2 separate regions of the Homo sapiens genome follow, and region 1 is linked to region 2. Evidence: chromatin loops called from intact Hi-C (ENCODE). Cell type or tissue: psoas muscle. All regions are shown on one strand.

Region 1 (5,000 bases), 74 kb after region 2:
TGCCAGGCGCCTGTAGTCCCAGCTCCTCAGGAGGCTGAGGCAGGAGAACTGTGTGAACCCGGGAGGTGGAGCTTGCAGTGAGCCAAGATCGCACCACTGCACTCCAGTCTGGGTGACAGAGTCAGACTGTCTCAAAAAAAAAAAAAAGAAAGAAAAAGAAAAAGAAAAGACAGATTCACAGTAGAAGTCACATCTGTCTTATTTTCGAAGACGGTTTGTCTTGGTGATGGGGTATCCCCAGCATGACCACCAAGCTCCCCTTCAGCACCATGATTTAGTGGCTTTTCCTGGAAGGAAGTGGGCATCTGCCAATTAGCTCCCTGTTCAGAAGTGATGGGGTGCTTTCCCGGCTAGTCTAGAAAGACCCAGATGGCTGGGGAATGAGAGGAAAGCCATGCAGAGCTCACAGAGGAGCCCCAGAGAGGGTTCAGGTTAGGAGAGTAAGGCTAAGTTGTTCTTAAAATGACTGGTAAAGATTCAGTCACAGTTAACATTTACCCCAAGTACTGAGCGAGGCACGGTCACATATCACATATCACACAGTCTCAGTTGTCATTCTCACCAACCTCAGGAGGAAGGTGGAATTCTCCTCTATCTCACACATGGACACGGAGATTCTGTCAAGTGAAGTGATGTTCTCAAAGTCACACAGGTGGCTCTTGGACGGGAACGAGTGCCTGTGGTCAGGAAGGAGAAGTAAGCTGGATGTGAGGAGTTGGGGAGGAAGCCAATGAGGGAGGAAGCTGTGGGCAATGTGATGTCTGGGTTTCACTCTAATACATTCTAGCAGAACAGTACCAGGCACAGGGAGGGGCTGGGACCTGGCCTCACAACCACCACCATGAAGGGACGGCTCTGCAAGTGACAGACCAGACACCTGGGCAGGCAGAGGCGTTTTCATCCAGCAGGAGCCCGCCACCTGCAGACACGTATCAAAACACTGCCATCACTGTCCTTAGTCTACGACTTAGGGAAAGAGTCATGACAAGGAAGGGAAGAGGTTTGAGGGCTGCATGCCTAAAACTGAGCCCACTGGTATCCATGGTGGCCAGGAGGGCAGAAGCAACCAACACACCAGCTATGAGTCCACAAGGCCCTGGAGGAAGTCTCAGGGTCAAGTGGGAATGAAACAGAGATAAGAAAACCTAAAACAGTGGGCTTTCCAAGAAACATGTAACACAGCACATGGGGAGCGCCCCGGGGGGTTCCTGGCACCGAGCAGGCGCTGCTTTCTTCTTCCCACCTCGTGATTGTCAGATGAGGATGCTGAGGCCTGGAAAGGAAGAGCGACATCACATACATAGTGAACTAATGATGAAACCAAGACTGGGGTCGCGATTGCCTACCACCCAGAGGCCCCAGCCCTTAGGCACTTGATGACTCCTTCCTCCTGAACCAGAGTGATGTGTCAGCTACAACACCACAGCAGTTCAGATCATGTTAACAAAGGTAGAGTCTGGACGGCACTGCTCAGCACTGGAGCCACTAATTCCGTGGAGTTCCCGAGCACCTGAAACGTGGCTAGTCCAAATGAGATGTTCTGTTAAGTATAAAAACACACCGGATTTGAACATTTTGTATGAAAAAAGGTTTCAAGTATCTCATGAATGATTTTTTGATACTGATTACATGCTGAAATAACATTTTGACTACATTTGGTTAAGTGAAAATATTTTTTAAGTTAATGTTACCTATTTCTTTTTACTTTTTAAAAAAGATGGGTGCTTATTTATTATTTATTTATTGAGATGGTATTTCACCCTGTTGCCCAGGCTGGAGTGCAGTGGCACAATCATAGCTCACTGCAGCCTTGAACTACTGGGCTCCAGCAATCCTCCCACCCCAGCCTCCCAAAGCACTGGGATTATAGGCGCATGCCACCATGCCCAGCTCCTTTTATTAAGGCAGCCACTAGAAAATTTAAAATTATACCCATGGCTCACATTATATTATCACTGGATAGCACAGGTCTTGACGTAGTAGGAGATGGGGCTGCCCTATCGTGTTCAGAGGACTGAGCTGAATTCTAGACTGCACATCTCAGGAGGCACCTAAGCAAAGAGGAGTAGACTCAGAGCATGAGGAGGTTGGGGAAGGGACTCAGAATGAGGTCACGGCATTGCACAACTCTAAGGTCACCACTGATGGTATGGTCCAGCAGGCATATGAGCTATGTCATTTAAGGGACAGTTGAAGAAACTGGACATGTTCCACCTGGAGAGAAGACTTGGAGAGGGGATGTGATCACTGTCTTCAAATAGCAAAGGACAGTCACGGGACACTGGGGACAGATGTGTTCTGTGTGGCTTCAAAGAGGAGAGCTGAAATTTGAGGGAGAGCTCCAGGGAGCAGACTTCCACTTTAAGGAAGGCCCAGGGCCCTCCAAAGCCAGGCTGTGCTTCCTTTTCTGGGGTCACAGAGAGGGAATGGCATTTGGGGCCCCTTGGCAGATTTGCCTTGGGAGGGGTGAAGCACGGAAGAAAGAAATGTGTTAGATTATCTGCAGTGGAAGAGGTCCTCACACCTTGAGCCTCTGGAGCACCTCTGGGCTGGGTGGCTGCCCCAGGTAGGCCAAAACAGAGGGGCTCTCTGAGGTTTCAGCCTAATAATAATAACACTACAAAACTGCTTATTGAGCATCTATACATACCAGGGGACTTTACACACATTATTACTGTGTCTCTAGCCTACCCCGAGGAAGTGGGTGCTATTTCCCAATTATTAGGTGGATAAGGAAACTGAGGCTCAGAGAGGAGGAATGCTTTATCCCAGGTTACACAGCCAGGATGAGCTGGGATTTGAACCCAGTCTGGCTGATCCCAGGGCCCACAGGCATGGGGTGGCCTCCTCAGGGAGCCTGGAGGGGCAAGGGCCAGCTAGAGCCCTGGGGAAGCTGGGTTGGTTCTTCACGGGAAGCCAGGGCCCCACTGGGCTCTCCAATTAGCAAGAGCAGAGAAATCAGAGGCAGCAACAAGCTCTGCTAATGAGCTGCCACATTAAACAATGAGTCACACTTCCATACGGTGCCGCTCCAGCCCTAACCCGGAACAAACAAGCTGTGAGAAACAGTTTACAAAACAGCGAGGTGTGACTGTCTCCCTGCTGCCGCCCGCCACTGCTGCCACCACCACGGCACTGCAGCCACCACGGGCCCACCGCCCACGGGCACACACAGGTGCAAGGGGCAGGCCCGGGAGGGGGCTAAATAGCCAGCCCTGGCTTCTGAGCTCAGGGGGAGTACCCTTCTTTGGCAGTGACCCGGGGGACAGACCCTGAGCTGCAGCTTCCACTGCACTCTAGCCATCTCCTGGGATGCAGGGGTTCTGTCATTTGGTCACTCTGTGACCTAGGGCAAATGACTTAATCTCTCAGGGTCTCAGTTCTCTTATCTGTATTGCGGGGATAATATCTAGCTCATTCTTTAATTGTGAAGACTAAATGTGATCATCACGTAAACTTCCTACTACAGAGCCTGGCACAGAGGACCTATGCAGCAAACCATTCACCCCCCAACCCTTGCATCCTTCCCTTCCCCTGTATAGGGAATCCAGCTCAGAGCTAGTCTTATAGAAATCCCCCATTAATGGTGTCTGCCTTCCTTTTCCTGACCTATATTGTATTTATTTGTGTCCCTGGCTTACCCCCTACTGAAATATGGGATCCTGAGAGCAGGGACTTGTCTTACTCATTTCCACACTCTCAGGCCCAGCACAGGAGGTGGCAGGGTGAAGTGGGAGGAGCATTAGGCATTAGGGACAACAACTGTGAGTTCAGATCACTCCTCTGGCAGTTATTATCTGTGGGATCCTGAGCAGCTATGCTAAGAACCATTTATTGAACACTTCCCTGTGCCAGACCCAAATGCTTCATGTGTTCTATCCCATTTAATCCAAAGAGAGGTGTTACTGTCCCATCTCACCAACAAGGAAATAAGCCCTCAGAGCAGCTAGGTAGCATGGTGTGATGTCTTTGTAATTGTCAACTAGGCTCAGCTGAACTACGTTTCCCAGAATTCCCTTTCCTGTATGTTTCAGGTTAGAATCCCCTAGTGGTTCTGTTTCTCTAATTGAAACCTGACTGATACACATGGCCAAGTTTCCAGAGTAAGATAGTGATGGAGCTGGAGTTCAAAATGGGTGTTCCTGTCACCCAGCTGAAGATGGTTAACTACTCACTCTGTTAATAATAGCTAATATATAGTAATTATGAGCCAGTTATATATTTACTCATTTAATTCCCCCAGCAATTCTATAGGTCATTTCTATTATTAGCATCTGAATTCTTACAGGTGGGGAAACTGAGGCACAGAGAGGTTAATTTGCACAAGGTCACATAACTAAGAAGTGGGAAATCTGAGACTGAAACCCAGATTGGCCACACAGTCCATCTTTTTATCTGTTACATTATTCTACCTCTCAACTCTAGTATACTACAACTTAATCCCTAAGACTCAACTTTCCTCATCTATAAAATGGGGATAATCATACCTAATATACAAGATATGTGTGATAATTAAGTGTGGAAATGTAGTTACAGGGCTTCTGGACAGAAGAAATAACAGGGAGTCGATTCACCCTCTCTCCTAAAGCAACTGAAAACCTAGATAAAATATATGAAACAACAGTTTTCAGACACTGAACATAAGGCAAATACAAAACAGCAATTCCTCCGAGACAAGAAACTAATGAGGTAAGCCCTACACTTGCCAGCTTCTACCTGGGGAGAGTTTCCAGGCTGCAGCACAAGGAGTAGCATCCAAGCTATTATAGCTCCCTGAGTGGAGGAGACAGAACAGAGAGGCTGAGAGGCCAACATGACTAGAGTTCACAGGGCAGAGAACTGGAGAGGAGAGCTTCCCAGAGAGAGAGCTCCAAAGATCTGCAGAGAGCCCCCTGAAAGCCTTCGGGTGAATATCGAACAGTATTTGTATGTGAGGAAACTACCCAGGTTTAAGAAAAGAATATCCCAAAGGAGCAGAGGAACCAGTTTCCGAAGACCTG
Region 2 (5,000 bases):
TGAGGCCAGGTGCAAGCAACTGCCTTAGGCAGAGGTTCAGACCCAACAGGCGCCAGTGGGGGCAGTGCCAGGCTGGCGGTGGACGCCCTCACCCTCGCTCTGTTCTCCAGTGACCTTGCCGGCTCAGCCTGTGCCACCAGCATCCCAATGAGGTTCTGCAGGCAGGAGTTTGGGGTGGCACTCCCACATGACAGGACTCAACAGGTCCTCCCCCTGCTAGGAACAGAGTCAGGGTTCTGCTCTCCTCCCCTGGTGGCCAAGTGCCCCCAGGAGCTCTATTTGGGGCCACAGAGGCAGGAGGTGGGCCTGAGCCCCGAGCAGCCAACAGCCTGAGATGGCCCCCAACCAACCCGGGAGACCTGGGGCACCTGGAGGGTGGGTGGGGCCCACCTACAGCTGCCAGGCTCCCTGCCATTGCCTACGGTCCCCGCCCATCTCTGACAGCTGGGAATTCCTTGGGCATGACAAAGTTGACCGGGCCGGGGCTGGGAGCCTGGCCTGGCAGCCTAGGCAGGGTTCCGGTTACAGCTCTGGATGCAAGCTGGCTGTGAGTCCATGGGCACGTCACTTCCCCTCCCTGGGACTCAGCCTCGCCATGGCCAGCGGTGGCAGTGCTGGCCTAGCTAAAATGACTTTCCAGTGCAGGAAATCTCAGAATCTGGATTCACAGAAGCCAGGGCTTGGAAGGAACCTCAGGCTGTGATTTCCTAATACTGGTGTGCAGCTGACAGTGTCAAAATTACCCTGGGAATGTGTGAAAATGTAGATCTAGGGGATCCCCTCCACCCCCAGCAGAGGAGTAGACTGCGGACCCAGGCACCTGCAGATTTGACAAAAAGCATCCCAGACCCACACTCTCGGAGGGCTTCTTGCCACTTCTGCAGAGGGGAGGCTCTTCCAGAGATGGGATGCCCCAGGATCCCTGAGCCTCCCCACATCTTTGCAGCTTCATCCCCTGGGGCTCCTCAGAAACCTAGAGCCGAGTTCCAGCTTTCACTCCCACCAGCAAACTTTCCGTAGAATTCTCTGCCAGCACCTCTCTGTCTAGGTCCTCTCCACCCAGGCCACAATTACTGGCCACTCCCACTTTCCCTCCCACCCAAAGCAGAAGGCTAGGTTTTTTTGTTTTCTTCTTTTTTAATTGAGGTAAGATTTGCATACAGTAAGGGGCACTATTTTGAAGTGAACAGCTCGATGTATTTCTACCTCTGAACCCTCCGGGTCACTACCCCCCAGGCTAAGCTCTAGACCGTTTCACTCACCCCAGGGAGCTCCCATCAAGACCCCTTGCCTTGCCTCCCACACTGTTCTGAGTCCATCACCATGGATGGGATGTGAGAGGCCTGTTTCTGGAGTGATCTGTGCTTTCAGCCCCTGGAATGCAGGCTCCATGAGGACAGGCTGTCCTACTCCTTGCATTGCCTGGCACCAGGCAGGTGCTGGGAAACTGTGGCCCCCTCCAGTGGCTCCCACTGGCTCCTAGACATTTCCCTTCCGCTTTCTCCCTCACACAGCTCAGACACTGACCCCAGCCACGCCCATATCCAAGCTCACACCCACCCTTGCCCCATGCATTTCCTCCAGCGGTGCTTCCCACTTAGGGTGGGGTGGCCCCTAGCTCCTACCCACTGTGGCCTCCCTCACCCCAGAACACTGCACTCATCGTGTTTTGTCTCCTATGCCCGTCCCACACTGCCTCACACATGCTGGGCTTGACAATCGCACTGCCATCCATTAGTCCTACCATACACCCTCATACTCACACATGTGACCATGGGACAGTCACTCCCCCTCTCTGGGTCTCAGTTTCACCATCTGTAAAGTGACACAATCAGGCTAAGTGCATTCTGTGAGCTCCTTTGGCTCTGAAAATAGCAAGTGTAAATACATATTTGTTAGACAAATAAATAGCCCCAAAGAATGGGTCTTCACTGATAGTGGGATTGTAGCATCTGCTGGAGTCATTTTAGAGGCAGAATTCCAAGTGTGGTGTCAAGAGTGCTGGCTGTGGAGCCAACTGCCTGGGTTAAAACCCTGGGTCTCAACTTTCCCATCTGTAAGATGGGGATAATAGTGGGGCAGGGTGAAGACGAAATAGGAGAGTGCACAGAAGCAGTTGTGGTGCAGAGAAGCCTGGCACTCACCTAGTGCACAGTAGAGTTTAGCTCCTACTGGCATTCCCAGGGCCCAGGGTCACTCAGCAAGCCCTGGAGTCCACACCCGCCCAGGACCAGAGGGCAGAGCAAAATGTGGCAGCAGTTTCTGCCGCATGCCACCAGAGGGCACCATGATGCAGCCAAGTGCGCCAAGGCCTCCCTGACTCACCCCAGGAAGACCACTCCTGAGGGAGGAGGGCAGTGCCAGCCAAAGCCTGCCGGCCAGAAGGACAAGGATGAGCCTCCATCCTCCAGAAGGGCTTCCACCACCACAGCCCTTTCTCCAGAAGATGCCCTACACCACCTCAGCCTGACATTCTGTCCATTTCTATCACAGCCTGTGATCCACAACAGCCTAGAGAACACGGATACTTCCTACCAAAGCCATTAGACCCATTTCACAGATGGGGAAACTGAGGCCCAAGAGAAGGCAAGATCAGCCCCAGGTCATGAGTGAATTTTTGTCTTCCTGTTCAGGCTGGCTTCCCTGCACACCCCCTAAGCATCCGTGGTATGACTCCCAACCGAGGCTGGGGTACCAGCACCTACGCTGCCTCCCTGGCTCCCTGAAGGCTGCAGGAGACAGGGGAAGCCACAAGTGTGAGGGTGGGGAGGCCTCAGCATAAGGGATGGAGAGAGCCAGGGGGGCGGGGGGCAGAGGGAGGCAGAGCAAAGCAACACGGGAAACAGGGCGGGGGCACGAGAGAGATGTGGGAGAGACATTCGGAAGAGACGGGTGGGACAGGAAGAGAGATAGACGGACAGACAGAGAAACCGAACCCTGAGGGAGAAGTGGGGGAGTGAGGGCGGCCGCAGGAGGCAGAGGAAGGGAGAAGGGAGAGCTCCCAGATGCAGGGAGCACACTAGGAAGAGAGATGGGGACAGACACAGAGAGACGGCTGGAAGGGGAAGAGGAAAACCCCTCCCCTCTCAGCCCCACAGCCCCCCACACCCCAGAAGCTTCACCCTTGGCTGGAGGAGGGGACCCTCTTTCCCTGTCCTGGGGGCTAAGCCCAGGCTTGGCACTCGCCCTCTGCTCCGCCCCCACCCAGCAGGTTCCTCAGCCAGACACCTGGGGATGGCGGTTGAGCTGGGCTCCCTGGGGCACCTGAGGCAGACAGGCAGGGTCCCCAAGGCCATGTTGCTAGGAGATGCGGCCCTAGGGCCCCAGCTTATCTCCTGAGCCTCTTCCAGGGCAGGGCTTGGGACTCACCTGGGGCACCAACCTCCCTGAGCTCCCGCCCCACTCAGCCCTGGTGGGCCCCTGCTGGGCATCCTACAGGCCCCTGTGCAGTGAAGAGGCACCCTTCATCCCTCTCCCTAGCCTCCGAAGGCAGAGGGAATGATACTTGGTGAGCACCTGTGGTTTGCCAGGCCTCACCAACTCCCAGCACCCTGTCCTGTCCTGTCCCAGCCACTGGGCCTGGTGTGCTCTTGAGAGACACTAAAACCCAGAGAGGCTGGTTCAAATTTCCACCTGCCTTTTACGAGCTGTGTGACCTTGGGCAAGTCACATACCTCCTCTTCTCCCTCATCTAAGGATGAGATCAGCAACCTCATCTTTAAACAGGGACAGTATCTGCTTCATAGGGTTGTCCAGAGGAGGAAAAGCCACAGTGGGAAGAGGGGACAGGAAAGGCTGGTTTCTATCACTGTTCCTGTCCCTGAGCCTGCAGGGCTGTGGCTGGGGGCACCTCCCAGCACCTCCCCAGTCAGCCCTGTCCTGGCCCTGCTTTGAGCCCAGTGATTCACAGCAGCCTCTAGGGAAAGGGCTGCCCTGACCTCTCCCCAAGGCACTTGGACAGACACAATGAGGGATAAACCCTGGGGCACAGGCAAAGCCACACCCTTGTCCCTCTGTTCTGTTTTAGGGACTCAGGTAAGAGCAACTTACCTCCCAGGCCCTGTTTTAAGCACCTTAGCAAACCCACAAGGGCACCTGGTGCTGGTGTGACCATTATCCCCATAAATGGATGCTCAGAGCTATGCCTCTGCACAAGCTCCCCAACCAGGAATAGAGGGGCTCTGGTGCTTGGACCCAGGCTGACAGCTTCAAGAGCCCCAGCCCTTAACCTCCAGGCCTCAGTACCTGGAAAACCCAGAGAGAGGGTCTCACAGGGAGAAGCAGGAAGGTGGAGGCTGGGCCAGGGCTCCTCCCCGATGCTCCCATCCCAGCTCTAGTGCCTGGCTTGGACATGGCAGGTGAGAGGCCTGGAAGGCAGTGGGAGGACAAGTCCACGGCCAGACTCAAGCTTGATTTATTGTTTGCGCCTTCAGGCTGGCTTGTAAATCTCAGGCTGCAGCACCGGCCAGGCCCCTGGCAGGCCACAGGGGACAACTCCAGGAAGCCTCAGAGCATGCCATCCAGTGGGGGAGACTTCGCTCACCCTGCCCCAGAGCAGTCTCTTGGGGGAGACCCAAGAACTGCCCCAGGCATCACCAGGATACTCTGGAGCTCAAGGACCTGTGGCTATGCCTAGGGTGTCCAGCCCCGAGCCCCTTACCCAGGCCCTCTCCATGCCTTCACTCCACTTTCTCATTCCCCCCAGCCTCAGCAGGGACAGCACATGCAGTGTGGCAGTCGGGGCTGGGTGGGGGGGCTGCTGTTGGCAGCTGTGCCCAGGCCACTCCAACCTGTATGTCTGTCCAGCCATGCCCATGGCTATATGGAGATGGATGCCTGAGGTCAAGGCCCACCTTGTCCTGCTCCAGCCCCATGAACCCTGCAAGTCCCTTGACCTTTCACTTAAAAATTTAACAAGATGAAAGTGGCCAGCATTCACTAGGCAGTCTTGGTCAGAAGTGGTCCTCCACAGATGCCAGCTCCCTTCCTCCTTCCTTCAG

The links. Peaks named below come from ENCODE experiments on the same cell type or tissue, not always from the same donor. Only the 100,000 strongest peaks of a DNase experiment are listed, where the experiment ranks them.
Region 1: a loop joins it to region 2, with 3 times the contacts of the local background. A loop is called at or near these places in 7 of 110 quality-filtered maps.

What each region holds. Positions count from the first base shown.
Region 1 is chr1:41,340,276-41,345,275 of GRCh38, reverse strand. No RefSeq gene overlaps it. Among named protein-coding and RNA genes, the nearest start is that of FOXO6, 19 kb to the left of the region's middle. RefSeq lists an enhancer at 757-816. In psoas muscle, no CTCF peak of the experiment used is centred here; DNase peaks (open chromatin) are centred at 2,163 and 3,056; H3K4me3 peaks cover 591 bases; H3K27ac peaks cover 3,888 bases.
Region 2 is chr1:41,414,546-41,419,545 of GRCh38, reverse strand. No RefSeq gene overlaps it. Among named protein-coding and RNA genes, the nearest start is that of FOXO6-AS1, 41 kb to the right of the region's middle. RefSeq lists an enhancer at 295-589 and a silencer at 295-589. In psoas muscle, CTCF peaks have their summits at 608 and 2,278 (motif pointing right); DNase peaks (open chromatin) are centred at 75, 515 and 2,295; H3K27ac peaks cover 2,171 bases.